Linked DNA regions of Homo sapiens: region 2 is linked to region 1. The links are chromatin loops, found by intact Hi-C in ENCODE. Cell type or tissue: PC-3. All regions are shown on one strand. Links, peaks and the distances in the headings refer to the core of each region. The heading gives the core; the rest is flanking DNA.

What was found. Hi-C counts contacts between places; a loop is a spot of excess contacts. Peaks named below come from ENCODE experiments on the same cell type or tissue, not always from the same donor. Only the 100,000 strongest peaks of a DNase experiment are listed, where the experiment ranks them.
Region 2: it touches region 1 in a loop (2.5-fold over the local background); 2 of 110 quality-filtered maps call a loop at or near these places.

What each region holds. Positions count from the first base shown.
Region 1 is chr5:55,749,329-55,765,429 of GRCh38, reverse strand. It overlaps DDX4 (DEAD-box helicase 4), which reads right to left. Exons shown (of 22, transcript NM_024415.3): 4 at 5,153-5,230; 5 at 2,178-2,255; 6 at 1,366-1,416. It also overlaps the pseudogene LOC107986371. Among named protein-coding and RNA genes, the nearest start is that of DDX4, 19 kb to the right of the region's middle. In PC-3, for the core only: no CTCF peak of the experiment used is centred there; a DNase peak (open chromatin) is centred at 6,979; H3K4me3 peaks cover 504 bases; H3K27ac peaks cover 4,079 bases.
Region 2 is chr5:55,839,006-55,855,106 of GRCh38, reverse strand. It overlaps IL31RA (interleukin 31 receptor A), which reads right to left and starts at 3,750. Exons shown (of 15, transcript NM_139017.7): 1 at 3,474-3,750. The coding sequence starts at 3,536. It also overlaps the pseudogene HNRNPH1P3. In PC-3, for the core only: no CTCF peak of the experiment used is centred there; a DNase peak (open chromatin) is centred at 3,756; H3K4me3 peaks cover 857 bases; H3K27ac peaks cover 1,194 bases.

The DNA of each region.
Region 1 (16,101 bases), core at 3,539-11,538:
ATATATATATATATATTTTTTTTTTTTTTTTTTTAGGGGAACTAAAAACGAAAAAAGAAGAAAGTAGATCAAAACAAAGCAAGCAGGCCACTTCGGAGAGAAGTTCTCTCAAGTGCCATGAGAAACTGGAATTTGTATTCAAAAGCTCCCTGGCCCACCATCTCTACAAAGGGGTCAAGTAGGTAGAAAGGTCTGTGTATAAGTAGAAATGATCTTGAATATTAAATGAGTTAAAAGAGATCAGAACAGAAACACATAGAAATGGAAAAGAATAAAAATGATGGTATTTTTCTTCTCTCACAAATACTAGTTCTACATCATATATGTTTTCATTTGAACGGGATAGGAGAAAAAAAGAGAAGTAGGGAGAAAGAGACTGGCAATAGTTTGGAGAAACAGTCTCATTTGATAATTAAAATCCGGCCTTATACCAAAAGTGTTTTAAGGTGATCAGGTCTAGGCTTGGTTTTGACTTTGGGAATCAAAGTGTTTAATAAGATCAGCTTCAAATATTTAATGAAGATAGATGGATGACATCTGAGTGTTTGTCATGAATGTGTCTGGTATTCAGCTGTGTGCTTTTACACGCATTCTCACTTAGCCTGCCTAACCACCTATAAAATGAATACCTTCCATTCTATGGAACAGAAAACTGGCTTAGAAAAATTAAGCAACTTGTTCTACTTCAACTAGCAGGTAGCAAGGCAGAGACATGAAGCCAAGTTTGGCACCCTAAAGTGTTCTATGTTATAAAGATTTCATACATCAATGATTACCAAACACAGGAGGTATCAGGATCACCATGGATGCTTTTAAATACAGGTTCTAAGACCTCACCCAAATCGACTCAATCAGATTTGGGAATGCACTGGTTTATCGTAGTCCATCTTCTGGTATCATTATTTTCATCATTCTCATCATTCTCTGTATTCCTGTAGAGTGTCAGTACCTTCAATGGAATTGTCTTTAATTTCAGCACTGATTTACATTCTCATGAAACTTTTTCTTAGATTTATTTGAATCTAAATGTGACCCTATACATCACAAACTGTATTTATATAGAGAGTGAAGTTTCACTTCTTGACTACTTCTTTTTATTATCTATCCCCATTTTCTTAAGTTTCAGAGCATTCAAAAGTTGTACCTCATGGATTAAGGCAGATGGCAACAGGCCAAATTAGGATGCCTGAATTCTTTATGTACAAAGCAGTAATATCCTTGGTTAAGGCTTTGGATATAGCTACTTCATAAAATCTGGTTTAAATAAGTTAGAATTGGCCCGGACTAAGAGACTTAATCTTAATTTCTCTTTTTTAGCATGTACTCTTGACATTAAATTTTAAAACACAAAAATATCAACCTTACCTCTCCAGAAACCAGAGCTATCACCATCTTCAAACCTGCTGTTTGAAAAACCTATACAAAATATAAAATGAAACAATTTCCTGTACCTCTGTGGTAAAAATGATAACCACACAGGAACTACTAGTTATGATGCCTTCTAAGATAAGCGATACACAATTGTATACATAGCTATCACATGCAAATTCACTCAGGCTGTACAACAATTTCTGCTTTGTGTCAGTTTATCAACTCCATTCTCTTAAGGTTAAAAACAACTTTCTTTTCAGCCAATTCTGTATTACCTCAATTGTCATATACTCCTCTGTATGCACATGGGCAAAACAGAGGAATATGTCAGTGTAACCACTATATGTTTTCTATTTAAAACCATCAAAATTCTCAAAATTTTACAAACTCAATCTCTTCATCTGCTAAGGACAATACAACTAAATTATAACCCAATAACTCAATGATTTTCTCCTCAATAACATGAAAATCTTGTTAGCTTCTTTTTGTTTACTCTTTTTTAAAAAGTCGTCAAGTTTTGCTTTCAAACTTATTTCCTAAAAACCTATGTCTAAGAGTTATGCATCTCTGAAGCATACAGACATGTCTCTAGAATTAATTTTAAAAGCATTCATCAGTAATCTTTCATAAAATTAAAAAATGTTTTTAATAAGTTTTAATAAGATAATCTTTAGTGCAAAGGCACTCACAGAATATATACCTTGAAATTAAATGTCAATATGGAATGTCTGTCAATCAGTATTTAAACTCAATTATTAAAAAATCACTCAAGTTTTGATTGTAAGATATCATAACCAAGTAATTACCTCTGTTTCCAAAACTCTTTCCAACTCCAAAACCACCCATTGTGGATGTATTATCTCGCTTATTACACTCACCAGCATCTGAAAAAGGGTGGACAGTTAAACTCTTTAACATATAAAATTAAGTGTGTCATCATCAAAAACTAAGAATTAAATGAATTTCTGGCGTAAAGAGACTTCCAAGGATGGGAAAAGAGTAGCACAGAAACCTAAAATTAATTAATATACCTGCAACTTAAAAGAAAAACTCTTAAATTATGATACCAAGGTAAAAACAAATCTACTACCGGTGAAACACAGCTTTCTACTAGTTGGTATTATATTGGAGACCTTCAAGCAGGAAAATTCTGCTCCATAGTTTTCTATATGTTGAATTCTCATCCTGATAGAGCCAGCTATTACGCTCTGCCCTGTGTGAAAGTCACTGCTATTGAAAATCTTACACTCGTGTCCTGTTTAACTGTTCTATTTTTTATTTTTCTATTTCTTATATTTATCATATCCTTTCCATTTTTAAAATTAAAACAAGGGGCTACATAAGGGAAAAACCTAAGACTACCACTCCCCTCCTGGCCTCCCCATCTCGCCATACTATTTCCCCATACTAACCTTCTTAGCTTTGTTTCTCACTATGTAATTCTAAACACCCAACATTTTAATTCACACCAAACAACTCCAATACTCCACACTGTCAACTGCTAATATTTTGTATCTTTGTACATGCTATTCCTTTGGCATGGCATTCCCTACTTTCTTATTTGTCTTATCAAAATTCACTTCATTCTTCAAAAAACCAATTATGTGAAGTCTTCCTTTAGCCCTCCAGTCATAATTTATCCTTCTTCCACATTCCCACAGCATACTATCTGTACCTTTTTAAAGTAGTATTTCTTTCCATGTGTTTCTCTACCACTAAATTAAAAATCTCGAGAGCAGAGATGTGATAGCAAGAACGATTATTTAAAATAAAACATTAAAAAAAGAACAGGAGAGACATCCAAAACAGCATAAAATGATGCTTTAAACTATCACTGAGAAAAAAATTAAAGCATTCCCTGTGATCCCTATATACTGTCTTACTTACCTCTGTAAAACCCTTGTAGAGGGGAGTTAAAAGGGATCTGTGTAACTCCTGAAACCACCTGTAAAATTGTGTATGCCCAACTATAAAAGTATTTTAATCAGATTTCAAAGATGTGTGATTCAAGAAGTCCAAGCTACTCAGACATACTTCACAGGACATAACAAGCTAGTCGATATTTTAAGCAATGAAGAGTCAACTTCAAAAACCACATTATTAGTTATGCAAGTTCTACTGAGAAGAAAATCAAGATTGAAACTATACAGTCCAGGCGTGGTGGCTCACGTCTATAATCCCAGCACACTGGGAGGCCGAGGCAGGTGGATCACCTGAGGTCAGGAGTTCAAGACTAGCCTGGCCAACATGGTGAAACCCTGTCTCTACTACTAATAAAAAACAATTAGCTGGGCGTGGTGGCGCACACCTGTAATCTCAGCTACTCGGAAGGCTGAGGCAGGAGAATCACTTGAACCTGGGAGGTGAAGGTTGCAGTAAGCCGAGATTGTGCCATTGTACTCCAGCCTAGGCAACAAGAGCAAAACTGTCTCAAAAAAGAAAAAGAAAAAAAAAAGGAAACTATATAAAATGTTAGAAGAATCATATGGAAAATAAGTTATACTCATGGGTCTACAATGTCCCAGGTAATATAAAGCTAATTGTTTAAAGTATTAACAACTGAGAGTTCTGATCGGAAATTTTATGTGTATTTCAACCTAAAACATGAAAATAATTTGTGGTAAAATCTGCCTCAGTGATGATTTTCTCACTGAAAAAGGTTTTATTCAATAATATTTAGAAGCCTGTATCAAAATATCACATAACCTCTACTAAAATATAATTTTAAAAGATACGTAAATAATAAATATGCTCCTAAATGTAATATTAAAATATTTCTAATTTTAATAGTAGCTAACAAAATCTCATCTGAATCTCTTAGCACAATTACATTGTCCAAATAAACAATGCATCTTAATATGCAGGCTTAAAAACCAATATATATGTGTATATTTGAATAAATCATTTCTATTAGTGGCAGAAACATGTCAAAATATAAAACTCAAATTTGTGTTTATTGTATCTAAAGAAATTAAATTTTCCAAATGTCAAATAAAACATCATGCATCTTTTAGTTTCCACAGCAAAAATATCTGCAAGTCTCAATAGAGTTTTTCAAAAAATAACATCTCATAAATTCAAGAATAAGTGTCAAGTATGTTTAACAAATAGCCCTCGCTATGGCATCCCCTAAAAGATAAAAAAATGACCGTATGGATTTTCAAATAAATTTAACCTGAAGTTCTAATATGTTATTGCACTATAATAAAATATAGCACATATTTCTAGCATGTTAATATTAAGTCTAAAAATGGACTGTAGAAAGGTGTTTTGCTGTGTCATTATCTGTCATATCAGGTGGTTGTTCTAAAAGTAAAATTTAAAAATCCAATAATGGCAAAATAAACTCTTAAAAAATTAATACTAATGAGCTAACAAATGTTTCCTATACTGCCTTTTCTTGAAAAATATAAAATTCAAGAAAGAGTCCCTCTCACCTCTAATCCCTGAAGCTTTTACAAATATTCTTCCCACATCAATTGTTGGAAATCAATATCACAAACACATTAAGCAGCAGCTCTGTGAATCATCCATCCATCCAACCCATCCATCCCTCCAACCAATCTGTCTAATCAACTTAACACTACTCCCTACTATCCCAAAGAAGTAAAACAGAAAAAAGAAAATGAACTTGGAAAAATGATGAACTCATTATCTCAACACCAAGTCTACTACACACTGACTTACAACAGACTTAGCTTTGTACCAAATGGCCATGAAAGCCTCTATATATCCAATTATTCAACAGTTCAGGAGATTAAGGAAAGACAAAGATGCTTACCTCTGTTTCCAAAATTCCGCCCAGAGGCAAATCCACTTTTCATGAAATGATCTCTTCGAGAAGGTCCATCATCCATTTCTAAAGCAAACAACATTTTGAAGTAAGTCAAATAAAAACAAGTATCTAGTACTTGCAAACCTTAAGCCTTCTGTGCCACATGTGGCAAAGGAGAAATTTTATATAGCAGTAAAAAAGGTGACAAACAGCCCAGTAAAAAAAAAAAAAAATGGCTACATGAATAGACAGTTCTCCTAAAGAAAAATAAATTGTGACTAAATCTGATTCATAAAGAACTAGAAATCAAAAGACAGCAATTTTTAACCTCATAATTGAATGGAAAAGTCCCTTCTATTCCCTGAAAGAAAATAACAAAATAAATAAATTTTTAAAAAATGGAAAACAGTCTTAAATTTGCTAATAGCCAGAACAAGGACACAGGGAAACAGGCACGAAACATACACTGTATTTAGATTATAAACTAGATCAATCTTGATCCTAATTTAAAAGGCATATACTCTGAAAGTACAGTAACATGAATTTCTCCTCTGGATATAATCACATGGTTATCCAGACAGACATAAAAAAATTTTTATAAGCACTGTCTGTAATACCAAATAAATGATCAAAGTGGAATAAAGAAATTATGGTCATCCATACAATAGTATGCACAAGGATTCCAAAGAAATATACAGCATTCAACATTAAAGAGCTCACATTCTTCAACAATGGAGAGTGTTTATAAACTGGCCATGTAGAAGGGCCATAATGCAAATTCAACAAGAGTTCAATAATCAATTCATATACATGAGATTCTCTTATCACAATGCAATCAAATCAAAAGCTATTAAATATGAAAAAAATTGTTTAAAATCCCATTTGGTGACGTATTTTTAAAAACATTTCTATATAACCCACAGCTCAAAAAAAAAACTCACAATGGAAGTTTAAAAATACTTCAAATTATATGATAAAAATGTGACTTTATCAGTATTTAAATATTTATACTAGAAAATAAGAACTCAATAAGCTTAATAGCCATCTCAACAAGAATATTAGAAAAACAAAGTAAATCACACAAAAGTAAAGGAAATAAAGAACGAAAATTAATAAAATAGGAAACAGCTTTGGGAGACCAAAGTGGGAAGAGATGCTTGAGGTCAGAAATTTGAGACCAGCCTGGGCAACATAGCAAGACAGTATCTCTACCAAAAAAAAAATTTAAGTAGCTGGGTGTGGTGGTGCACACCTGTAGACCCAGCTATTTAGGAGGTTAAGGCAGGAGGATCACTTGAGCCCAGGAATTCAAGGCTGCAGTGAGTTATTATTAAACCACTGCACTCCAGCCTGGGAAACAGAAAGAGACCTTGTCTGTCTGCCTCTTTTTTTTTTTTTTTTTTTTTTTTTTTTTTAAGGAAACAAACGTAATACAGCAGCTCAAAAAGGCCAAAACTTGGTTCTTCGAAAAGACCTATAAAATTTGCCAGGGTAACCAACTACTAGAGGACTAATAATGGGGGTGAAGGGAGAACAGATACAAAGACACAAGTGAACAGTATTAGAAATGTGTTTAAAAAGAATCTCAAAGAACAGAAAGACAACTAGAGAACTTCTCTGAACAACTTTATGCTAGTAAATTAAAAGAAATGAAAAAGTTCCTAGAAAATTGACTCACCAGAAGTGACTCAAGAATCAATAAAAAACCCAACTCTCCTACAGAAGTTAAATCAGTACTTAATTTTCTGCATCAGAAAGATGCAGAGAGATCGGGTTTTACAGGTGAGTTCTACCAAACTCTCAAAGGACAAATAATTCAACTGTCATACAACTCTTCCAGGAAACAGAGAAATTACTCACCAACTCATTCTACAGACCAACATAACCTTGATATGAAAGTTCAGAAGAAAATTATAAACCTTACTCATAGATACAAAATCTCAAAAACAAATATTAGCAAACCAAACCCAACAGTAAACTGAATGGATAAAATATATTATGACTAATTGGGTTTATCCCAGTATGCAAGGGTATTTAACACTACCATATCTAAAAAAAGGTAACACACAACATTAATAAAAAATAACTAATCTCTCCAGATAAAGTATATTACATAATTTAACACCTTTCATGACTTAACATATACTTAGCAAACTAAGGAATGATGAGAGTTTGTTCATAACAGCAAAAAAGGAAACAACCCAAATGTGCATGAGAATTTTTTTGTTTTGTCTTGTTTGAGATGGAGTCTTGCTCTGTCACCCAGGTTGGAGTGCAGTGGCACAATTTCCGCTCACTGCGACCTCTGACCCCCAGGTTCAAGCAATTCTCCTGCCTCAGCCTCCTGAGTAGCTCGGACTAGAGGCGTGTACCACAATATCCAGCTAATTTTTTTATTTTTTTGTAGAGACAGGGTTTCACCACATTGGCCAAGCAGGTCTCGAACTCCTGGCCTTAAGTAATCCACCCACCTCAGCCTCCCATAGTGCTGGGACTACAGGCGTGAGCCACCGCGCCCGGTGGGTAATGTTCTTAAAATTAGTGGTGGTTCAAAACATTAAGCTTTATGGTTTACATAAGACTTCAATACAGTAGATTTTTTTCATGAAAAGGTCTTCAATAAAGATTCTACAATAAAGTCACAGGGTAACAATTATTCTTGGGAATCCTACCTCTCACTAGTTGGAAAAGAAGTCATTATATGAAAAGATACTTGCAAACGCATGTTTATAGCAGCACAATTCGCAATTTCAAAAATATGGAACCAGCCCAAATGCCCATCAATCAATGAGTGGTGTATATATACACCATGGAATACTATTCAGCCAGAAAAAGAAATGAAATAATGGCATTTGCAGCAACCTGGATGGAATTGGAGACCATTATTCTTAGTGAATTAACTCAGGAATGGAAAACCAAATAGCAGATATTCTCACTCATAAGCAGGAGCTAAGCTATGAGGATGCAAAGGCATAAGAATGATACAATGGACTTTGGGGACTTGGGGAAAGGAGTGCGATGAGGGGTGAGGGATAAAAGACTACAAATTGGGTACAGTGCATACTGCTCAGGTAATGGGTTCACAAAATCTCACGAATCTCCACTAAAGAACTTACTCATGTAAGCAAACACCACCTGTTCCCCAAAAACCTATGTAAATAAAAAATACATAAAAATGATGGTACAAGAGTAGAAGGTTCTAAGAAAGAATTAACCCAGTTTACCTTGTTATTAGCACACAATCCTAAGGAAAATATACAATTATTTCCTTTCCATTTTTTAGTAGTTTTAAATCTCACAGTACTTTCACATGTAAATGTGAAAGTTTACATTCACTTTCATGAATGTAATGATATGCTGTCATTGATATATATCACGGCAATCCCCACAATACATATTATACATAGCAATAAAAATAAATAAGACTCTAATACCAATAAATGATGGAGTATAGATGCTCTTCTTGAATGCTATGAAATCCACCAAAATAAACCAAAAGAAATAAAAATGAAGTCCATTTAAAATGAATTTAGTGTTAGTGTACACAATCCCCAACAACTGACCACAAAGAATATCTCTCAATATAGTTACACTTGGACCAAATCCAAAGAGGCTCAAATATTGAACAAGAACTTAAAAAAAATTCCATATACTAAAACCACCAAGCAAAAGAACCCAATTATGTATGAGACTTCAGTATGCGCTCTAAGACTCTATAATCTTCCAACCTTTCTCCACAGTGATTTGCCTAAACCAGAGTGAGGAAAATTAAAGGAAGATGAGAAAAGACTTAGGGGCAAAGAGTTTTGAAACTATTTAGTGGTGCTTAGGGCTGCCAGCTCTCCTGACTTCTAATCCCTTTCATTACCCCAAGTAGCTGAAACACTAACACTTAGAATTCAGTGTCAAGTCTTCCAAATAGAGACTTCAGAGTGTAACAGTAATGTGCATACAAATTACCTGGTGATCTCATTAAAACACACATTCTGATGCAGTAGTTCTGGGTGCAGTATGAGATTCTTCATTTCTAACAAGTTCCCAGGTGATGCCAATGCTACTGTTCTGCCAATCACATTCAGAGAAGATTTTTATATCCACCGAAAGACATGAATTGGAAAACATTCTTAAGAGAACCACTCATAACAGGCAAATACTGGAAACTATAAAAATGACCATCAATATTTTAATTTACGGTATATTTACATAGGGAATATCATACATCCACAAATAACCTATAACTACTTCTAACAACCTGGAGAAAACCTCAACAAAAAAAGAACACAATGTATGACGCCATTTTATATGACTGCCATTTATAGGGAAAACTGATCTATGCTGTTAGAAATCAGGATAATAGTCACTTCTGGACAGAGGGACGGTGCCTGGAAGAAAAAGGAAGGCTTCAAGGGTGCTGTTAATAATGCTGTTTTTCTTGATCTGAGTGCTGGCTTTCAGGGAGTGTTCAGCTTCTGATAATTAAGTGAGCTGTACATTTATGCTGTGTATCTTACTGAAATACATATTGAATCTATGTGTACATTATGCTTCAATAAAGTTTAAAAAAAAAAAGAATCTGCCCTGGCCTAGACAGTTTTATGAACAAATTCTATACAACTTGTAAAAAAACAGGTAATTTTCATGTTCCGGAGCTTACTGGAAAACATGAAAAGCTTGAAACCAAAACCAAGTGAGGACGACATGACAGAAGAAAACTATACGCCAATCTTACATTAATTCAGAAGTGCTAAATAAAATATCTAATTTCATCCAATAGTACAATAAAAGAGTCACGTAAGGCTTAGCCCAGGAACACAAAGTTCATTTAAAAATTCATTTACTACATTAATAGATATAAGGGAGAAATAATAGAAATCAGTAATTCTAAAAAGCCATTTGATAACATTCAACTGCCATTCCTGAACAAAACAAATATTCAAGTAGAAATGAAAAGAAACTCTCTTGGCATGATTTTAAAAAATAACTATTAGTAGCCTAATGCAAACATCATAATTATAAAAATTTGGGAGCATTCCCATTGAAGTGAGGAAAAGCCTAGATGTTTGTTATTTCTACTACTCGTCAATGAACTGTAGATTTTATCCAATGCTTTAAGACAACAAAGAACAAAATCGTTTAAGAAATGAAATTTGCATCACACATCAACAAGGAAAAGACAGAATGCTTAGATGGTGCTGGAAAAAACTAGGTTGTTATAGGGACAGAAATAAAATTGGATCCCTATTTCTCACCATATTGAAAAAAAGGGATTCAACGGTACATTTAAAAATGGTTACTACCATCAGAGAATACTACAAACACCTCTATGCAAATAAACTAGAAAATCTAGAAGAAATGGATAAATTCCTTGACACATACACTCTCCCAAGACTAAACCAGGAAGAAGTTGAATCTCTGAATAGACCAATAACAGTATCTGAAATTGTGGCAATAATCAATAGCTTACCAACCAAAAAGAGTCCAGGACCAGATGGATTCACAGCCGAATTCTACCAGAGGTACAAGGAGGAACTGGTACCATTCCTTCTGAAACTATTCCAATCAATAGAAAAAGAGGGAATCCTCCCTAACTCATTTTATGAGGCCAGCATCATTCTGATACCAAAGCCAGGCAGAGACACAACAAAAAAAGATAATTTTAGACCAATATCCTTGATGAACATTGATGCAAAAATCCTCAATAAAATACTGGCAAACCGAATCCAGCAGCACATCAAAAAGCTTATCCACCATGATCAAGTGGGCTTCATCCCTGGGATGCAAAGCTGGTTCAATATACGCAAATCAATAAATGTAATCCAGCATATAAACAGAGCCAAAGACAAAAACCACATGATTATCTCAATAGATGCAGAAAAAGCCTTTGACAAAATTCAACAACCCTTCATGCTAAAAACTCTCAATAAATTAGGTATTGATGGGACGTATTTCAAAATAATAAGAGCTATCTATGACAAACCCACAGCCAATATCATACTGAATGGGCAAAAACTGGAAGCATTCCCTTTGAAAACAGGCACAAGACAGGGATGCCTTCTCTCACCACTCCTATTCAACATAGTGTTGGAAGTTCTGGCCAGGGCAATTAGGCAGGAGAAGGAAATAAAGGGTATTCAATTAGGAAAAGAGGAAGTCAAATTGTCCCTGTTTGCAGACAACATGATTGTATATCTAGAAAACCCCATCGTCTCAGCCCAAAATCTCCTTAAGCTGATAAGCAACTTCAGCAAAGTCTCAGGATACAAAATCAATGTACAAAAATCACAAGCATTCTTATACACCAACAACAGACAAACAGAGAGCCAAATCATGAGTGAACTCCCATTCACAATTGCTTCAAAGAGAATAAAATACCTAGGAATCCAACTTACAAGGGATGTGAAGGACCTCTTCAAGGAGAACTACAAACCACTGCTCAACGAAATAAAAGAGGATACAAACAAATGGAAGAACATTCCATGCTCATGGGTAGGAAGAATCAATATCGTGAAAATGGCCATACTGCCCAAGGTAATTTACAGATTCAATGCCATCCCCATCAAGCTACCAATGACTTTCTTCACAGAATTGGAAAAAACTACTTTAAAGTTCATATGGAACCAAAAAAGAGCCCGCATCGCCAAGTCAATCCTAAGCCAAAAGAACAAAGCTGGAGGCATCACACTACCTGACTTCAAACTATACTACAAGGCCACAGTAACCAAAACAGCATGGTGCTGGTACCAAAACAGAGATATAGACCAATGGAACAGAACAGAGCCCTCAGAAATAACGCAGCATATCTACAACTATCTGATCTTTGACAAACCTGAGAAAAACAAGCAATGGGGAAAGGATTCCCTATTTAATAAATGGTGCTGGGAACACTGGCTAGCCATATGTAGAAAGCTGAAACTGGATCCCTTCCTTACACCTTACACAAAAATCAATTCAAGATGGATTAAAGACTTAAACGTTAGACCAGAAACCATAAAAACCCTAGAAGAAAATCTAGGCATTACCATTCAGGACATAGGCATGGGCAAGGACTTCATAGGGCAATGGCAACAAAAGACAAAATTGACAAATGGGATCTAATTAAACTAAAGAGCTTCTGCACAGCAAAAGAAACTACCATCAGAGTGAACAGGCAACCTACAGAATGGGAGAAAATTTTCGCAACCTACTCATCTGATAAAGGGCTAATATCCAGAATCTACAATGAACTCAAACAAATTTACAAGAAAAAAACAAACAATCCCATCAAAAAGTGGGCAAAGGACATGAACAGACACTTCTCAAAAGAAGACATTTATGCAGCCAAAAACCACATGAAAAAATGCTCACCATCACTGGCCATCAGAGAAATGCAAATCAAAACCACAATGAGATACCATCTCACACCAGTTAGAATGGCAATCATTCAAAAGTCAGGAAACAACAGGTGCTGGAGAGGATGTGGAGAAATAGGAACACTTTTACACTGTTGGTGGGACTGTAAACTAGTTCAACCATTGTGGAAGTCAGTGTGGCGATTCCTCAGGGATCTAGAACTGGAAATACCATTTGACCCAGCCATCCCATTACTGGGTATATACCCAAAGGACTATAAATCATGCTGCTATAAAGACACATGCACACGTATGTTTATTGCGGCATTACTCACGACAGCAAAGACTTGGAACCAACCCAAATGTCCAACAATGATAGACTGGATTAAGAAAATGTGGCACATATACACCATGGAATACTATGCAGCCATAAAAAATGATGAGTTCATCTCCTTTGTAGGGACATGGATGAAATTGGAAATCATCATTCTCAGTAAACTATCTCAAGAACAAAAAACCAAACACCGCATATTCTCACTCATAGGTGGGAACTGAACAATGAGATCACATGGACAGAGGAAGGGGAATATCACACTCTGGGGACTGTTGTGGGGTGGGGGGAGGGGGGAGGGATAGCATTGGGAGATATACCTAATGCTAGATGACGAGTTAGTGGGTGCAGCGCACCAGCATGGCACATGTATACATATGTAACTAACCTGCACAATGTGCACATGTACCCTAAAACTTAAAGTATAATAATAAAAAATAGAAAAGAAAAAAATTAATAAATAAATAAAATAAAAATGGTTAAGACAGTAAATTTTCTATTATGTCTAGTTTACCACAGTTCACAAACAAAACTCCTCAATAACTAGAGACCAATGGTCAGGGCTGACCAGAAAAACTTTAGCGTCAAAGATTCCTTTTTTGTGAGTCATTTAGGTATATTCATACTGCATACACTATGTCTTGATTTGACACTCAAATAAATATGGCCACCATGATTCAAAAAGGATGAGTTCAGACGATTAAAAGCTCAATGTGAAAGGCAAAAGTCTAAGGAAGATAATGTAGGAGGCTACTTTTTGACAGAGATGGTGAAGAATTTCTTAAACTACAAAATCAAATCAAGAAGCAAAAAAATTATTTAATAACTTCAGAATTAAATTTTTGATTAATAAGGCATACCATGAACAAAGCTGACAGACAACAGAATGGAAGAAGATATTCAGTGTCTAAATCAGGAAAGAGCCTAAAATCTAGAATATTAACAATGCCTGCCAATCAACAATAGGAAAAGCTAGCTCAATAGACAAATAGACTAAAAATACAAACAGGCAACTTACAAAAGTAGAAACTTACAGAATAACAACATGTATATGAAGAGACAGTCAGATACATGCATAGTAAAGCAATGATGCTGGGCATGGTGGCTCACGCCTATAATCCCAGCACTTTGGGAGGCCAAGGCAGGAGGATCACTTGAGCTCAGGAGTTCAAGACCAGCCTGGGCAACATAGCAATACCTCATCTCTGCTAAAAATTTTAAAAATCAGCCAGACATGGTGGTGCAAGTCTGTAGTCCCAGCTACCCAGGAGGCTGAGGCAGGAGGATTGCTTGAGCCTGGGAGATTGAAGCTGCAGTGAGCTATGACTGCAGCACTGCACTCCAGCCTGGACAACAGAGCAAGGCCCTGTCTCAAAAAACAACAACAAAAAAAAGATTTTACTTTATACCCAAATAGACTGGCTAAAATTAATTAAAATTAAAAATGTCAAATGTTGGTGGGAATATAGGGACTATGAGAACCCTCACATCCTAATGATGGGAGTATAAACTGGTATAGCTATTCTGGAGAGCAATTTTTGAAATATTTAGACAAATTAAGTACATTACTCCTTTCCATAACCCTGTAATTCTACTCGAGTCCACTATCCAAAGTAATTCTCACTCTGGCCCATAAATGAACATATACAAGAATGCCCATCCTATGGTAACAGAGGGGAACAGGAGGTAATCTCAGTGCCTATCATGGAGGAAGAATGGGAGTAGATAAAACTTGGTGATAAAAGTATATGAAATACCACACAGTCATTAGAAATAAGGAAATCAATTATCAATTAGGAATATATCTTAAACAGTGATGAGGGGGAAAAGTAAAAAAAAAATTCTAAGTTAAAAATACACATCAAAATATGCTCAGAAAACACACGTTTAAAAACATACACAGAGCAGTCATGTCCTCCACCCTTCCCTTCTGTGCTGATGCTGCCCGGCTCATGTCAGCCTCTAGCCTGCCTTCAATTAGTTATGGAGTTCCAATGAAGAAATATTTGAGGTTAATGTAGAAATTGCCAAACAATCTATACTATCAAGATCACGTTGGAAGATTTGGGAATGAATGATTGAAGGATATGATGACCCAGTCCTCTACCAAATAATGAAGCAGTATTTTAAAAGGTCATTCAGTGGTGCACCCCCCCATAAAGATGACCCTCCTCCTCCTCCTGAGAATAATGAGAAGAAAAATGAAGAGATAAAAATCCTGTTTGGGACCAGGAATTCCTGAAAATTCACCAAGGAACTCTCTTTGACCTTATTCTAGCTGCAAGCTATTATCAAAGGTTTGTTACATGCAAGACTGCTGCCAATAAGATCAAGGAGAAAACACCTGTGGACATTCCCAAGACCTTCAATATCAAAACGACTTTACTGAAGGGGAGGAAGCCCACGTACACAGAACCAATGGTGTGAAGAAAAGTGAAATGTGCCTGACACTGTAAAGATTGTTCCAAATACTAGTTGCACTGCTTTAGAGTTTATAATTATTAATATAAAAAAGTAGACAAATACAACAGCAAATCGACTGCATTAGCAGAATACTGTCATTGCATGTGTAGTTTGAGTACAGATTCCAAATCTATTGCTGAGTTTTTTCTAGTGTGATTAAAAGTTTTTTTTTTTTTTGCTCTGAATAAAACTGAACTGTGGATTCTCTACAGAAACTGACATTTTGGTATTTCCCTCCTTTTGTAAAGCAATTTCTGCCTAGTTTGTAATCCAGTTAACTTTCGTGGCCTTTCAAAGGGCATTGCAAATAAAACAACTTGCAAAAAGTTTTCTGGGAAAAAAAAAAAAAAAAGACACACACATACAAAAGAATTGCTCCTTTGGGGAAGGGGAGGGCAAAAAATCCCTAAAACTTCCTCCCACAAACAGCTTGTTTCAAATCAAACATGAGTAATAAAGAAATCAGCAAAAGCAACATAGAAGCTGTACAATATAGTGAGGACAGAGTGGGAGGAAGGAAAGGCTGGAACTAGCATATACAGTTACAAAAACTTAAATCTCAGAGACTAGAGGATCCTGCTCTCCCAAACAAAACAGCCTAGCCCTGGCCCAATCACTTGACGGTAGAGCCCATCAGTGCGTCCCTGCACAGAGCTGACTTTCTAACCAGGATTTTAATGATCCACCCTCAAATACAAGGCAGGCAAGGTTCAGCAGAATTTTTTTTTAAGAGACAGGGTTTCACTCCATCAGCCCTGCTGGAGTGCAGTAGTGTGATCAATGCTCACTGTAACCTCAAAATTCTAGGCTCAAGCAATCCTCTTACCTCAGCC
Region 2 (16,101 bases), core at 1-8,000, 93 kb before region 1:
GCCATAAGTTCAAGCACCTGCAGACTCATAACACTGAGAGGGAGGTAGTCAAGCGATGCACTGCTCAGCCTCTCTCAGTGCCTCAGAATTCCTCAAGACCCACAGGACTTGGTTTATACTTTCACTGATCAAGTAGAAGGGTGCCCTGTTCTCAGTCTCTTTTAAATGTTTATTTGGAGCTTGCAGTAATGATAATAGTCGCAGTAATAATGGCCTTAGATTTACAAGCACTTTCATGTATACTATCTCCTTAGATTCTTGTCACCCTTCAGGTAAATGAGACAGATATTTTTATATTTTCTATTTATATATTTTATATTTATAGTTGCATATTTTATATTTTATTTCTTTTTTTTTTTCTGGAGACGGGGTCTCACTCTGTGACCCAGACTGGAGTGCAGTGGTGCAGTCTCGGTTCACTGCAACCTCTGCCTCGCGGGTTCAAGTGATTCTCCTGCCTCAGCCTCCCAAGTAGCTGGGACTACAGGTGCCTGCCAACAGGCCCAGGTAATTTTTGTATTTTTAGTAGAGACAGAGTTTCGCCATGTTGGCCAGGCTGGTCTCAAACTTCTGACCTCAGGTGATCCACCTGCCTCGACCTCCCAAAGTGGTGGGATTACAGGTGTGAGCCACTTTGCCCGGCCTGCATATTTTAAATTTTATTTCTATATTATGTTTTAGGTTAAATCAAATGAAATTGCTATTTTTATTAAGTCAAAAACAGTTAAATCTTGGCAATTTCAGCCTAATAAAATAATGACATCCTTACTTTTTGGATGAGGATATTGATTATATATACATTGCCCAAGATGAGATTGCGAGCTGTCAGATGACTACCTCCAGTTTCAAAGTCTATAAATCCATTTGGGTTGTGGGCTGCCTTCATTTAAAGAACATTCTGAGACAGCCAGTAGTGAGACTGGCAAAAGCACTATCATGTTGGAACAGTGACAGCCTGCAAAGTGCTAACTACACTATACAAATTACATCCTGTACTTCTAAAAATCCGTGTAGGGTTTGTATTACTCATCTCTAGTTTACGGATATGGAATCTGAGGCCAAGAGATATCATGTAAATTGTCCAAAAATAATAGTTTGTAAGCAGCATAAATGAGATTCAAACTCACGACTGTCTTATTCCAAACCTGGACTCTTTCCACTAAAATCATGTGGTAGCTATTAGTGATTTACTCTCTCTCAGCTCTCCTGCCATGAAATACCAGTACACACAAGGATTTTCCTCTGAATCCTCTAGGTCTAATTTTCTCTAGCCTAGAGTTTCCTGAAAGATAAATCCATTATTTCAGATATTTTCCCCAATCCTTCACCTCTAACACTCATGATTCTCCATTCTGATCTCAGCATTTTAAAATATTGCCTGCCAAAAGATTAGATTCCCTTAACTATCAACAACCAGTTCAAGGAGAAATTCACGTGGTGGGTCTGACCCATAATTTCACTGAAGAAAACAGAAAAAGACTTTTATAAAGTAGAAAAAGATGATCAAACTATCACTCTTCTAAATGAATTAGCACTCACCTTCATGTATCAGGGGATGTTCCACAGATGTTCTGCTGGCTCAAAGGATTTGCATCAAAGGCAACTCCACCTCCCACAGCACAAGTCAGGACAGGAAGAACAATCTGGACTTTAATTTATCCACACTAAGATGTGGGAGTGTTTCCACTCTGATTGTCTGCGAGCTTTTCTTGTGCTTTTAAGCCCAGCCCAAGTCAAAGTGGCACTTACCCACTTATGCTGGGAAATGGATTGCATTATTGTTAACTAAAAACAAAAGCAAAAACAAAAACACTCAACTCTACAAAAAAAAAGGATCATCTGAAAGACCAGAAACAACTAAAAGAAGTGACTAACTTTTAAATTTTCTCTTCAGGAAGTCCTTACAAATGTGGTAATAGCTGAAACAGTGAGAGTATCTTTAGCTTGAAATGAGAAATACGCAATCATGTTAACTGTCTTTAGACAATGAAGGAGATGAAGGAAAGAAAATAATGGTAGCTGACTCCAAAAAGAGGCTTACAAATTCTTATTTACGTCTAAAGGAAAACATACTGAACTGAGAAACCAGAGCTTCAGTTTAGCCACTAGTAATAATCATCATTAATAATTTGTGGAGCTCTTACTGTGTGTCAGGCATAGTACTAAGAACTTCACATTAATTATCTCTTTTAATCTTCACAACAATCCTATAACATCAGGAGTATTTTTATTCCCACTTTATAGGCAAGGAAACTGAGGTCAAAACAGTAAGCAACATGTCCTACATGGGTGGTGGAGCCAAGACTTGAACCAAGGCAGCCTGACTCTCAGTTTCCTAGCAATCAAAGGTTCAAATTAGATTATTTCTAGGATCCCTTCTAGTACCACAATTTTGCAACCGTTTGTAATGGACTGACAAAACCACGAGAAATAAATAGACCGGGGAAGAGATTATGATGCAAAAGGAAAGAAAACTAAGTTTTAAAACAAGCTATGCTTTCCAGCCCCACATTTTAATTTTTAACCCATTCCCCATCTTCCTTAGGCAATGTTCCACTAAGTAGGAGGAATAAGGGTGAGAAAGAGAGCTAGTCTTTTACCTAGAAGATTATAATTATGAGATATTTAAAATTCCAGCCAGGCGTGGTGGCTCACGCCTGTAATCCCAGCACTTTGGGAGGCTGAGGCAGGTGGATCACCTGATGTCAGGAGTTTGAGACCAGCCTGACCAACATGGCAAAACCCCATCTCTACTAAAAATACAAAAAAATTAGTCAGGCATGGTGGCAGGCACCTGTAATCCCAGCTACTCGGGAGGCTGAGGCAGGAGAATCGCTTGAACCCGGGAGGCAGAGGTTGCAGTGAGCCAAGATCGTGCCATTGTACTCCAACCTGGCGACAAGAGTGAAACTCTGTCTCAAAAAATAAATAAAATAAAATAAAATAAAATTCCATTATAATATACTATAGAGAAAAGCTAAATGCTAGCACAAAAATAGCAAGCATTTCTTGAATTTATTCAACCAATACTTAGTAAACACCTATTACATGCATAACAGCTCACTAAAGGTGTTGTGTATTAAATAGAATTCTGGTTAAGACAAGACCAATTGAGCATATACATTTATCTCTACTCTCTCAGGAAACTCCACAAAAATTATGGCAAAGATATAGAACCACAAGACAAAACAAATGGGAAGAGGCAACAGCAAATAAGAGATGTCAACAAATCTTTGGAAAAAGAGAAATGAATCAAGCCATAACTGAACTGGTAAAGATGAGAAAGCAGAAACCTAGAAATGCCTAATAAGGTTGCCAACAATAAGCAAACATAATTATGCCACGGAATCTCATACGGCTCAGGATTTGAGACACTAGGTAGGTAAAATCAACCCTCATTACTCACAGCTTCCTTATTTGTGAATTCACCTACTTGCTAGGAATTATTTGTAACCCCCCAAATCAATACTCACAATGTTTTGCGGACATTCACAGACACATGCCGTGGTGAAAAACTTGAGTTGCCTGATGCACATTCCCAGCTGAGGTGGAACAAGCTGACACTCTGCCTTCCTGTCTCAATTTTCATACTGCACACACATGTCTTTTCATGGTCTATTTAGTGCCATGCTGGTTATTACTATTTTTTTTTGCAATTTTTTGCCTTTTATGAGTGATTTTGCTGTTTCGAATGCCCCCCAAGCAGAGTGCTGGAGTGCTGTCTGGTGTTCCTAAGCAGAAGGAGGCTGTGCCTCATGGAGAAAATATGTGTGTTAAATAAGCTCTATTCAGGCATGAGTCATAGTACTGTTATTAGCCATGAGTTCAATGTTGATGAATCAACAATGTATATTAAATAAGGTGTCTTTAAACAGAAACACACACAAAACAAGGTTATGTATTGATTAGCTGACAAAAATGTTGTGACCAGAGGCTCACAGGCACCTAACTCTATATTTCCCCCACAGAGAATAATTCAGTATTTTCTTTTTTTCTTTTTTTTTTTCTTCTGAGACAGAGTTTCGCTCTTGTTGCTTAGGCTGGAGTGCAATTGCGCCATCTCAGCTCACCGCAACCTCCACCTCCCGGGTTGAAGTGATTCTCCTGCCTCAGGCCAGCCTCCCATGTAGCTGGGATTACAGGCATGCGCCACCAAGCCCAGCTGATTTTGTATTTTTAGTAGAGACGGGGTTTCTCCATGTTGTTCAGGCTGGTCTCAAACTCCTGACCTCAGGTGATCCACCTGCCTCGGCCTCCCAAAGTGCTGGGATTACAGGCATGAGCCACCACGCTCAGCAGTATTTTCTAATTCAGTGTTTGTGGCGATTTTATTGAACATAATTGCCAGGAATAATGAAGGAATAATGAGAATTGACTATACCTCTGAAACAAAAATCATAAGATTGGTTGAAAATCTGAAAAAGAAATAGACTACCTAATCCTAACCCCACAAAGCCAAATTCATTAAATTTCTCCCATCCCAACAGCAGATGGGGGGAAAAAACTTGAAAGAAAGGCAATGCAGAAAGCAGAATATTTTTTAAAAGAAATATTAGTTAAACCTTCATAGAAAATAAGAAAAAATGTTGTACCCACAAAATATGAATAGGATGCTATGATAAAGGCATAATTAGAGAACAAGAACTCTTGGAGATTCAAAATATGAGAGCTGAAGTCTAAAGACTAGAAAATAAAGTTGAGGAAATCTTCCAGAAGATAGAAGAAAAGACAAAGAGATGAAGAATAGCCAACATCTGACTACCAGCAGTACAGAAGCACAGAACAGAGGAATGGAGGGAAAGAAATAATGAGAGAAGTGATACAATAAAATTCCCAAGAATTGAGGAACATTTGTTTCCAGATTGAAAGGGCCCACTGTAAACAGCATAATAAATGAAAATAAATCTACACTGAAGTACAAAACAGTGAAGTTTCAGAATATCAAGAATAAACAGAAAAAAAATGTTTCCAGATAGGAAAAAAATAAGTCACATACAAAGGATCAAGGATGAGAATGGCTTTAGACTTAATAACAAAACCAGAAGTTAGAAAGCAATGGATCAATTCCTTTATAACTCTATTGGAAAATTATTTCTCACCTAGGATGCTCTACCCATCCAAATGATCCATCAGAAAGAAAGGTAAAACAACGTTCTTGAAACTGCATTTTCCAACATGCCAAGTTTCAAGAACTTTATCTCCCATGTGACCATTTTCGAGATGTTATTGAAAAAAGTGACTACAAAAACAAGAGCATAAGCCAAAACAAAAAGGAAAAATGGGCTCCCAAAAACAGCAAATTTCAAATAGAAGAGAGAGAATTCCAAGAATGGTGGCCAAGGGAGATCCCAAGATGATAAGAGTACAACAGGCTTGGAGAGCAACTAGCCCAAGTGAGTGGCAGACGCCAGGCTCAAGGAGGGATATTTCCAATGAAAAAATACATGGAGGGGACCCAATGGATCTGACAGATGTTGAAACTTGAAAAGTTTTGCAGCACTCTTAGAAAGTTTGGAGAAGGATGAGTAATCGGCTCAGTAAGTTAAGGAAACCAAAAAATGGCATAATTATTAATTCCAGGAAAAAGAAAATGTTATATAAGAAAATATATTTAAAGTCCAATATGTGGCTCAGCTATGAATAACTATAGAGTCACAACAATGAAAACATTAATGGATTTAACAAAAGTTATAACTATATTGAAAGAATGGGGTTAGGAAAGGATGCACATATGTGTGTGTTTGTGTATAGAATTGGTAAGAGACTTCAGTCTTTATCTTCCATAGTTAGTAAGAAGTCAATAGATAATGTCTAAAATTGAAAAAAAAATTAAATTGCAGTATAAACATGTTCTTTATAGATATGGAAATAAACCCCAGAAAAAAAAAAAGCTAAAAGAAATGAAAGTGATTTTTTCTGTGAAGAAAGTTTGGCAATGGGAAGGGATATAGCACTGTATTGCTGTTATTCGTGGTAAGTCTTAGAGTGCCACTTGAATGTTTAAACTATGTATATGTATTACTTTGATAAAATGTAAAATTATATTTTAAAAGTGAATTAATAGGTGAATTAACAAGTGCTCTCCCCATGAAGGGAAATAGATGTCATTCTCAGTCTGACACCTCAACCATTTCCTCCTAGGAGGAGCAATGTGATTTGTTGGGTGGTTAGAGAGTCTAGATGAGAGGTCTTTTGTTTACTTGTTTCATTTTTTTCTTTCTTTATTCCTTGTTTGTTTTGAAAATAAGAAAGTCATAGAAAGAGAGTTCTAAGATAGATAAATGGATTGACGGATGGATAGTGTTTCCCATTTGAAGTGGGCTTTGAGTTGCAGCCCCTGAGGCAGCCCCCCCATCTCACACCTTGTTAGTGGAAAACATAGTAAAAGCATTTTAGATGCCTTTAATCCGGGAATTCCACTTTTAGATATTTATCTAAAAGAAATAATCATGGAGTTTTCCAGAGATATAACATCAAGGATGGTCATCATGGCAATGCTTATAAAAACCAAAACAGATAAATTGTAATTTGTTTTAAAACCCAGAGCTTTTTGGAGAAAAGGTTGATTTCAGGACTTGGGCAACGAAAATACAAAATGTGCCTGGAGTATCTTGTAGTACCAGATAGTAAGGAAATGTTGAAAAAGCAAAAGGATAGAGCATGTCAAAGGGACACAGGAACCAATCTGAAAGAACTTCCAGCCAAAGCCAGAACAATTTGAGCAAAAAAGTGAATAATGTATACTGGATTATAATTCAAAGTATAAAATAAATATACATTACTTCATATTAATATTAATAAATGATTGCATAAATAAATGTGGAAGAAGAGACTAATTTTCCTTATAGAAAAATTCTAAGTGATCTGTAGATACTGCTATCTTTAAGAAGTGAATGAAGTTTAATTCCCTCTCTTCTCCCACCTTCAGGGTATGCTAGACTTGATGACTCACTTCCAAAGAACAGAGTTGGGAAAGACAAAAAGCGTATTTTACAGTGGAGAAACCTGGCAAACACTACCTTAACCAATTAATGAAAGTTAGCATCACCAGTGATGTTATATAGATATAACCAATCCCTGATATAATGTGACAAGAAAGGTATTTCATCTTTGTGGTTTCTTTCCAAAAACCCACAAGCCCAGTCTAGTAATGAGGAAAACATCAGAAAAACCCAAGTTTGAGGACATTTTACAGAATATCTAGTCAACACTCTTCAAAACCATCAGGGTCATGAAAACCAAGGAAAGACTGAGAAACTGTCACAGACCAGAGGAGATTGGAAAGATATGATGACTCAATGTAATATGGTAGCTTGCATTGGATCCTGGAACAGAAAAAGGACATTAATGGAAAAACTGGTGAAATCCAAATAGAAGCCTAGAGTTTGGCTAATAGTAATGTACCATTCATGATCTGGTTTTTAGTTTTGACAAATGTACCATAATAATATAAAATGTTGCCAATGGGGAAAACAGTAAGGGGTATTCAGGAACTCTGCATTATCTTTGCAACTTTTTTTGGCGGGGGACAGAGTCTTGCTGTGTCACCCAGGCTGGAGTGTAGTGGTGCGATCTTGGCTCACTGCAACTTCCGCCTCCTGGGTTCAAGTGATTCTCCTGTCTCAGCCTCCAGAATAGCTGGGATTACAGGAGTGCACCACCACGCCCACCTAATTTTTGTATTTTTAGTAGAGACAGGGTTTCACCATGGTGGCCAGGCTGGTCTTCAAGTAATCCATCGGCCTTGGCTTCCCAAAGTGCTGGGATTACAGGTGTGAGCCACTGCGCCCAGCCCTATCTTTGCAACTTTTCTTTTCTTTTTATTTATTTATTTATTTATTTATTTATTTATTTATTTATTTTTATTTTTTTTTTTTTTTCTGTTGCCCAGGCTGGAGTGCAGTGGCATGATCTCGGCTCACCACAACCTCCACCTCCCGGGTTCAAGTGATTCTCCTGCCTCAGCCTCTCAAGTAGCTGGGACTACAGGTGCACACCACCATGCCCAGCTAATTTTTGTATTTTTAGTAGAGATGGGATTTCACTATGTTGGCCAGGCTGGTCTCAAACTCCTGACCTCATGATCCACCTGCCTCAGCCTCCCAAAGTGCTGGGATTACAGGTGTGAGCCACCATGTCTGGCTAACAACTTTTCTATAAATCTAAATTTATTCCAAAATAAAAAGTTTATTTTTAAATTCCAGAAAGTATAATAGGGCACCTGCTTGAGCACACAGGTTTACCCAGAGTACTGGTATTAGTGTTCAAAATCAGAGAATATTTTGTAACATCATAAAATATAGATTCTTTTTTCCAAGATGGAGTCTTGCTCTGTCACCCAGGCTGGAGTGCAGTGGCATGATCTTGGCTCACTGAACTTTGCCCGGGTTCAAGCGAGTCTCCTGTTTCAGCCTCCCAAGTAGCTGAGATTACAGGCGCACGACACCAAGCTTGGCTAATTTTTGTATTTTTAGTAGAGACGGAGTTTCACCATGTTGGCCAGGCTGGTCTCGAACTCCTGACCTCGTGATCCGCCCACCTCAGAATTTTAAAGCTAGAAGGAGACTTAGAAATGAGTCTGCACCCTTCACTTTTATAGATGAGAAAACTCAGTCTCTGATTTGCCCAAGGTAACATCATTAGCAGCAGAGCCAAGATTAGAATTTATCCAGGTCTTAACATTCCCAGTTAAAATGTACAGAAATATTATGGGGTCAATTCCTATTTTGGAAAGGCAGAGAACCAAACAATACGCATCAGAATATAAAAGTTAAGAAATCATTATGCCTTCAATATTTACAGCTGGGACTTCCAGGTTCTGGTTCCCCATGTAAGGAGCTTAAATGGCATAAATCTGTCCTAACAACAAGTAAAAAGCTAAACAAACTGAAAATCAACAATTCTTCTTAGATCCATCAGAGAAGTGAGGTCACAGGACAAACCACTGTCCCCAAAATTGGAGAGACAGACAGGTGGATATACAGAGAATCACAGCTCCCCAGAACACAAACTCATTTCCACAGGAACCAGTACCAGGGTAGGAAAACCTGAATTATCATTGTTAAATCACTCAAGGCTCAGTGTGGACAAGTATAAGAGTCAAAAACTCCAGGGAGCCCGAGTCATAAAGAGGCCCTCATACTTTGTGAGTTTTACCTACAGGAGCTCGTATAAGAACCACCAAATTCTCATAGCAAAGATTAGAGAAAAATAGCAGGTAGCAGAGGGACAGAGGGGAGTAACCATTTTGAAATATACTAGAGCATTTCGTTCTTCTTAACAAGGCCTGCTGTATTAGTCCGTTCTCACACTGCTATGAAGAAACACCCGAGACTGGGTAATTTATAATGGAAAGAGGTTTCCTTTATAAATTCCACATGGCTCAGGGAGGTCTCAGGAAACTTACAATCATGGCGGAAGGAAAAGGAGAAGTAGGCACCTTCTTCACAGGGCAACAGGATGGAATGGGTGCAAGTAGGAGAAATGCCAGACACTTAAAAAACCGTGAGATCCCATGTGACTCACTCATTATCATGAGAACAGCGTGGGGGAAATAGCCCCCATGTTCCAATTACCTCCATCTGGTCCTGCCCTTGACGTGGGGATTACAAGGATTACAATTCAAGACGAGATTTTGGGTGGGGACACAGCCAAACCATATCACCTGCCCTCAAGAGCCTAACCTAATGGGAAAGAAAATACCCCACTACAGCCCTCTCTTGCCATCCTGTACCACCTAAGTGAAATCCACCTGTACCACAATTAACACAATTTGTGAAGTTCACAGTCCAGAGGCACAGGCTCACTAAAAGACTGAGACCTAATCATAGGGCTGTCAAACACTTCCTCTCCCTTCACATCTTGTCATGACCTCACTAAAGGTCTGTTTACCCCAGTTCCTTTTACCTGGTACATCATGTTCACCTTTCAACAAAATGTTATAAGGCATACTAAAAGGCAAAAAACACAGTTTAAAGAGACAAAGCAAGCATCACAACCAGACCCTGATATGGTATGGATGTTAAAATTATCAGACTATAAATATAAAATAACTATGATTAATATGCTAAGGGTGAGTGGAAAAAGTAGACAATTTGCAAGAACAGATGGATATCTTAAGCACAGAATGGAAATTCTAAGGAAGCATAAAAAAGAGATGCTAGAGGTTAAAAACACTAACAAAAATGAAGAATGCCTTTATTGGGGTCACAGGTAGACTGGACATAGCTGAAGAAATAATTTCTGAGCTTGAGGATTTGACAATGGAAACTTGCAAAGTGGAAAAGCAAAGAGAAAAAAACTAAAAATAAATAAACAATAGTATCTAAGAATTTCAGGACAACTGCAAAGGTGTAACATACTCATAATGGGAATACCAGAAAGGGAAGAAGGAAAAAAGAACAGACACAATATTTAAAGCAGTAAAAACAGAGACTTTCCCAAATTAACATCAGAAAACAAACCAAGGATCCAATAAACTCAGAGAACACCAAGTGAGATAAATTCCAGAAAAACTACACCTAGGTATATCATTAAAACTGTAGAAAATGAAAAGTAAAATGACTGTTTTTCACTTACACATAAACTATATTAATCAGATACATTGTTATAATTATTATTACTTTGAACAAACTTATCTGTTAGGTCAACTCACAATAAGAAAAATAGAAGTGTTTCTTTTACCTTCACTTATTTCTTCTGTGATCTCTTCCTTTCCTTATGTAGATCTGAGTTTCTGACTCATATTATTTACTTCTCTTGGAAGAACTTTTAACATTTCTTGCAAGGCAGGTCTACCGGCAACAAATTATCTCAATTTTTGTCCGAGAGTTTTTATTCCTCCCTCACTTTGAAGGATAATTTTATAGGATAAACAATTCTAGGTTGGTGGGGGTTTTTTTCTCTTAACACTTTAAATATTTCATTCTACTTTCATCTTCCTTATATGATTTCTGAGGAGACATTGGATGTAATTCTTTTGTGCCTTTATAGGAAAGGTGGTTTATTTTCCCCTCTGGCTCCCCAACATCACACAATATACCATGTAACAAACTGGCACATGTACCCCATGATTCTAAAATAAAAGTTGAAATTACAAATAAATAAAGTAAAAAAAAATTCATGAATTAGCAATGGCCATGCTAGCACCAAATATATACCAAACACTTCAATAAAGAAAGCTGCAGAAGGAAGATTGCATTTTACATACACAAACAAAAGGAAACAAAAGAAACCAACTTTAAATATAAAGACACATATAGATTAAATATAAATGGATAGAGAAAGAGATATCATGCTAACACTAATCAAAAGAAAGTTGAAGTAGCTGCCTTAATTTCAGAAACAGCAGACTTCAGAGCAAGAAAAGTTATCAGGGATAAAGAGGGACATTATATAATGGTAAAGGGGCCAATTCTCCAAGAAGACATAACAGTCCTTAATTTGTATGCATCTACCAACAGAGCATCAAAATACATAAGGCAAAAACTGACAGAACTACAATGGGAAATAGAAGAATCCACTATGATAGTGAAGATATTGACACCCCTGTATTGGAAATGGACAAACCCAGTAGGCAGAAAATCAGCAACTACATAGTTGAACTCAAAATTCATAGCTGCAGAATATCATTATCTTCATTCTTTAAATAAGAGCAGGAACTCACTGGCAATATGTAAGATCTGCCACAGAGAACTTAACAGGGAGTGGAGGACATATTTCCCACCACTGACTGCACTACTTCCTCCTAAAGTACTCCAGAAAAATATGACATTTCTTTTTCTGGAAATCATTAGAAAACGTTGTTCACTTCCTGCAGAATCAAGCAATGTTTCCTGAAATCCCAATTTTCTTTCCACCATGATTTCTGGGACCACAGGAAACACTGTGACAAGATTGCAAAAGAAAGAAATGCTCCCTCTCCTTTTTCAAACCTAATTTGGTACTGATAATGTAATTTGGAAATCCTAACTGCATCGACCATGGCTAAGATAAACATGTAAAGTGGATCCCCATGTGTGGGCACATGCATGCAAAAGGGAAGATTAACCTGAACAGAAGGGGTGGTGGGGACAACTTGAGAATGCAGGGCCTAAAGAATTTGGGCAGCAGAAGTATGCTGATGAGGGCTAACATAGGTTGTGGCAGCAGGAAAGACGGGGCAGAGCTGAGCATGTAACAGAGAACACAACAGAGTACAATCCCAGACGAAACTGGCTGGAATGGACAATTAACACAATTGAATCAAGTAACACTAAGGCTGGAAGGGAAGAAATTCAATCCATGAAGCCCAGACTTTCAACGCAATTCCACAAACATAACTCAAAGTTGGATCCTGTGCTTGACACTGCGGAAGCAAAACTGAGTAAAGAACAGGCCCCACCCAGGAAAAGTCCACAACTTAAGTGGGAAAATGGACACGTAAACAAAGTGCTATAAATGAAAATGGCAAGTGTTGTCAGAGGTGTGTATAAAATGCTATGGGAAATGGGAAAGGCAAGTCATTAATTCCGCCCTAAGGGATGTGAGTCCCTGAAAGTTATTTAGAGAAAGGGACATTTCAGCAGAACATGTTAATTGAAAGTAAGTGTTCAAAATGATAAAGTGACAAGTATTCCTGGTAGAGGTGTGGAACAACTAGGCATTTACTGGCACCTGCAATGGGGCCTCAAAGCCATGCTGGTAGCCTTTGACTATACCTCTCATATACTCCCATACACCTCCCATAGTGGGTCCAATAGTGGCCCACAGAAGATATGTCTACCTGGTACCCTAATATGACCTTACTTGGAATTGAGTCTTTGCTGATATAATTAAGGTAAAGATCTCGAAATGTGATCATCCTGGATTAGGGTGGCCCTTAATCTAATAATCAGTGCCCTTGTAAGAAACAGAAGAGACAGACACAGAGGGACACAAGGAAAAACCACGTGACTAAGTAGAGATTGGCATGATGTGTCTACAAATCAAGAAGCACCAAGGATTGCTGGAGCCACAACAAGCTAGGAGAAGGAGAGGCATGAAATAAGACCAGGGGCAGTGGCTCATGCCTGTAATCCCAGCATTTTAGGAGGCTGATGTGGGAGGATTGCTTGAGGCCAGGAGTTCAACACCAGCTTGGGCAACATAGCAAGACCATCTCTTAAAAAAATTTTTTTTTTTTTTTTAAAGAAAAACATGGAACAGATTCTCCCTCAGAGACTCCAGAAGGAACACTGCTGACATCTTGATTTTGGACTTTTGGTCTCCAGAACTGTGAGAGAATACATTTCTGTGGTTTTTTAGCCACCAAGTTTGTGGTAATTTGCTACAACATCCCTAGGAAATGAAGAACACACCCTTTCATCGAGATAGGATCCCAGGTTACATGTGGTTCATAGACCTGGCTAACTCACCGGATCCTCTCACATGGGAATGTGAAACAAAGTCAGCTGAGTGGAGCTATCAGGTGATGGGTTCTGGCAGCCCTGTTTTAGACATGCGAGAAAAGAAAGATGGCTAAGGAGAGAGTGAATAAAAGCAAAGAGAGAAGCAAGGGTGAGAGTCCATGTGATGACTGACAGTTCAGTACAAGTGCTCATGTGGAACACAAGAGACCCTGTTGTATTAAGTCCCTGCCTGTGGATGCCCATGACATTGCCTATTATATCAATGCAATAAACTGCTGCTTATTAAAGTAGATTGAACATGTTTTTGTTCCTTGCAACCAAATGATCCCTGATGTAACCATGATGCTAAGAAGTAACTTAGTTTTAAGAAAACATGAGGAGATGAAAATAAAATGGAAATTGCTAAACAAATGAATAAATTCAAAGTGTAAATTGATTGAGAAAGAAAAGGTAACAAGTGGAAAATTTTAGCAATAAAAGGTCTCTGAATAGAAAAGCAAACAAGTTTTATTTTATAATATAGCACATTGATTGTTTCAGGCCCCAGATTAGATATTCAAATCAGGAGAGAGAATGATAAAGACAGAGTGTCAAATGGTCCAGAGACAGAAATAAGCACAGTTCTACTGACAACCATTTACATCCCCCCATGGAGTAGGTCTTGTGGTCCCTCTGCCTTGGATCAGATCTCAATATCTTAATCCCAGGTTAATTACTTGATTCCTTCAGTCTCTAAAGATGTAGAGAAACATAGGATCTACTATGTGCCAAGGATGGTGGCAGGCCCTGAGATACAAAGATGAAGATCGCAGCCATTATCAGTCAGTGGGCTCATCAAGGAAAGATGTAGAAATGGGCCATCATTACAGCAATGAGAAAAATACAGGCATAAGAAAAACACAGGAATATTCAGGGCAAGCATTTAATTTTGCCTGCAAAGTTCAGAGACAGCTGCCCAAAGGAATACACATTTGAGCTGAATCCTAAAGAAATGAATAGACAGATGTACACCAGCAGAATAAGACAGCAAAGGGCAGTCTAAACACAGAGAACATACAAAGCTTAGAAGGTGGAGAGAATGAAATTTACTATTCCAAGAACAGCAGGTCCTTCAAAATGCCTACTACATCCCAACCCATGAAGGCAGGACATTTTTTTCTGTTCTATTTGCTATTAAATTTCCAAGTCAATCATCAGAATGTAAGTTCCACAAAGGCAGCGATTTTGTCTTTTTTAGTCCTTGTGAAATCCATGGAGCTTAATCCAATGTTCAATTTCCAAACCTTACGTTACTAACCTCATCTTAGCAGCACTTGATACAACTGATTCCTCTCCCCTTGATACTCCATCTTCTCTTGGCTTCCAGGCAGTAGTGTGCTGGTAAATGTTTAACAACAGGTTCTCCAGAAAAATTTTCAAAAGTTCCAATTTGTTGCCTTTGCTGATTTCTGTGATGTAAGTACTTCCACTATGGCCAATTTCAGTCTACCAGCGTGACTGCTGAGTTAGAAAGAGATGAACAGTAGTACACTCCATTATGTAGTATTTCCACCACACAGATGCAACAGCCATAATCTCAGGAGCATAGATACTAGTAAAGTCTACCAAAATAATTAAGAAGTGGGCCATTTCTTTTTAGCCCTGCCGAAGTCAGGTGTCTGGTCTGTTTTGACACCAGACCAGGTAAGAGACAATGATGTTGGGCACCAAAGGTGGCGAGGGGTTTATGTTGAAGGTCCACGGCTTGCCCTGGTCTTGCTTGGCCGATGAAGTGCAGCGTTTCTTCTGACTGCAAAATTCAAAATAAGGCTCAAGGTATTCGTTTCATCTACAACAGAGAAGGCAGGCTGGGTGACAAGGCTTTTGTTGAACTTGAATCAGAAAATGAAGTCAAATTGGCCCTGAAAAAGGACAGAGAAACTATGGGACACAGTTTTGTTGAAGCATTCAAGTCAAACAACGTTGAAATGGATTGGGTGTTGAAGCATACCGGTCGAAATAGTCCTGACACGGCCAATGATGGCTTTGTACAGCTTAGAGGACTTCCCTTTGAATGCAGCAAGGAAGAAATTGTTCAGTTCTTCTCAGGGTTGGAAATCGTGCCAAATCGGATAACATTGCCAGTGGACTCCAGGGGAGGAGTATAGGGGAGGTCTTCGTGCAGTTTGCTTCGCAGAAAATAACCGAAAAGGCTCTAAAGAAACACAAGGAAAGAATAGGGCACAGGTATATTGAAATCTTTAAAAGCAGCAGGGCTGAAGTTGGAACTCACTACAATCCACCATAAAAGCTTATGGCCATGCGGCGGCCAGGTCCCATGACAGACCTGGTTCTGGCAGAGGTTTTAACAGCATTGGCAGAGGAGCTGGCTTTCAGAGGATGAGGCATGGTGCTTATGGTGGAGGATATGGAGCCTGTGACAATTATAATGGCTATGGCTATGGATTTGGGTCAGATAGATTTGGAAGAGACCTCAATTATTGTTTTTCAGGAATGTCTGATCACAAATATGGGGATGGTGGCTCTACCTTCCAGAGCACAACAGGACACTGTATATACGTGTGGATTACCTTACAGAGCTACTGAGAATGACATTTGTAATTTTTTTGACTGCTCAATGCTGTGAGGGTACACATTGAAATTGGTCCTGATGGCAGAGTAACTGGTGAAGCAGATGTTGAGTTTGCAACTCATGAAGATGCTGTGGCAGCTA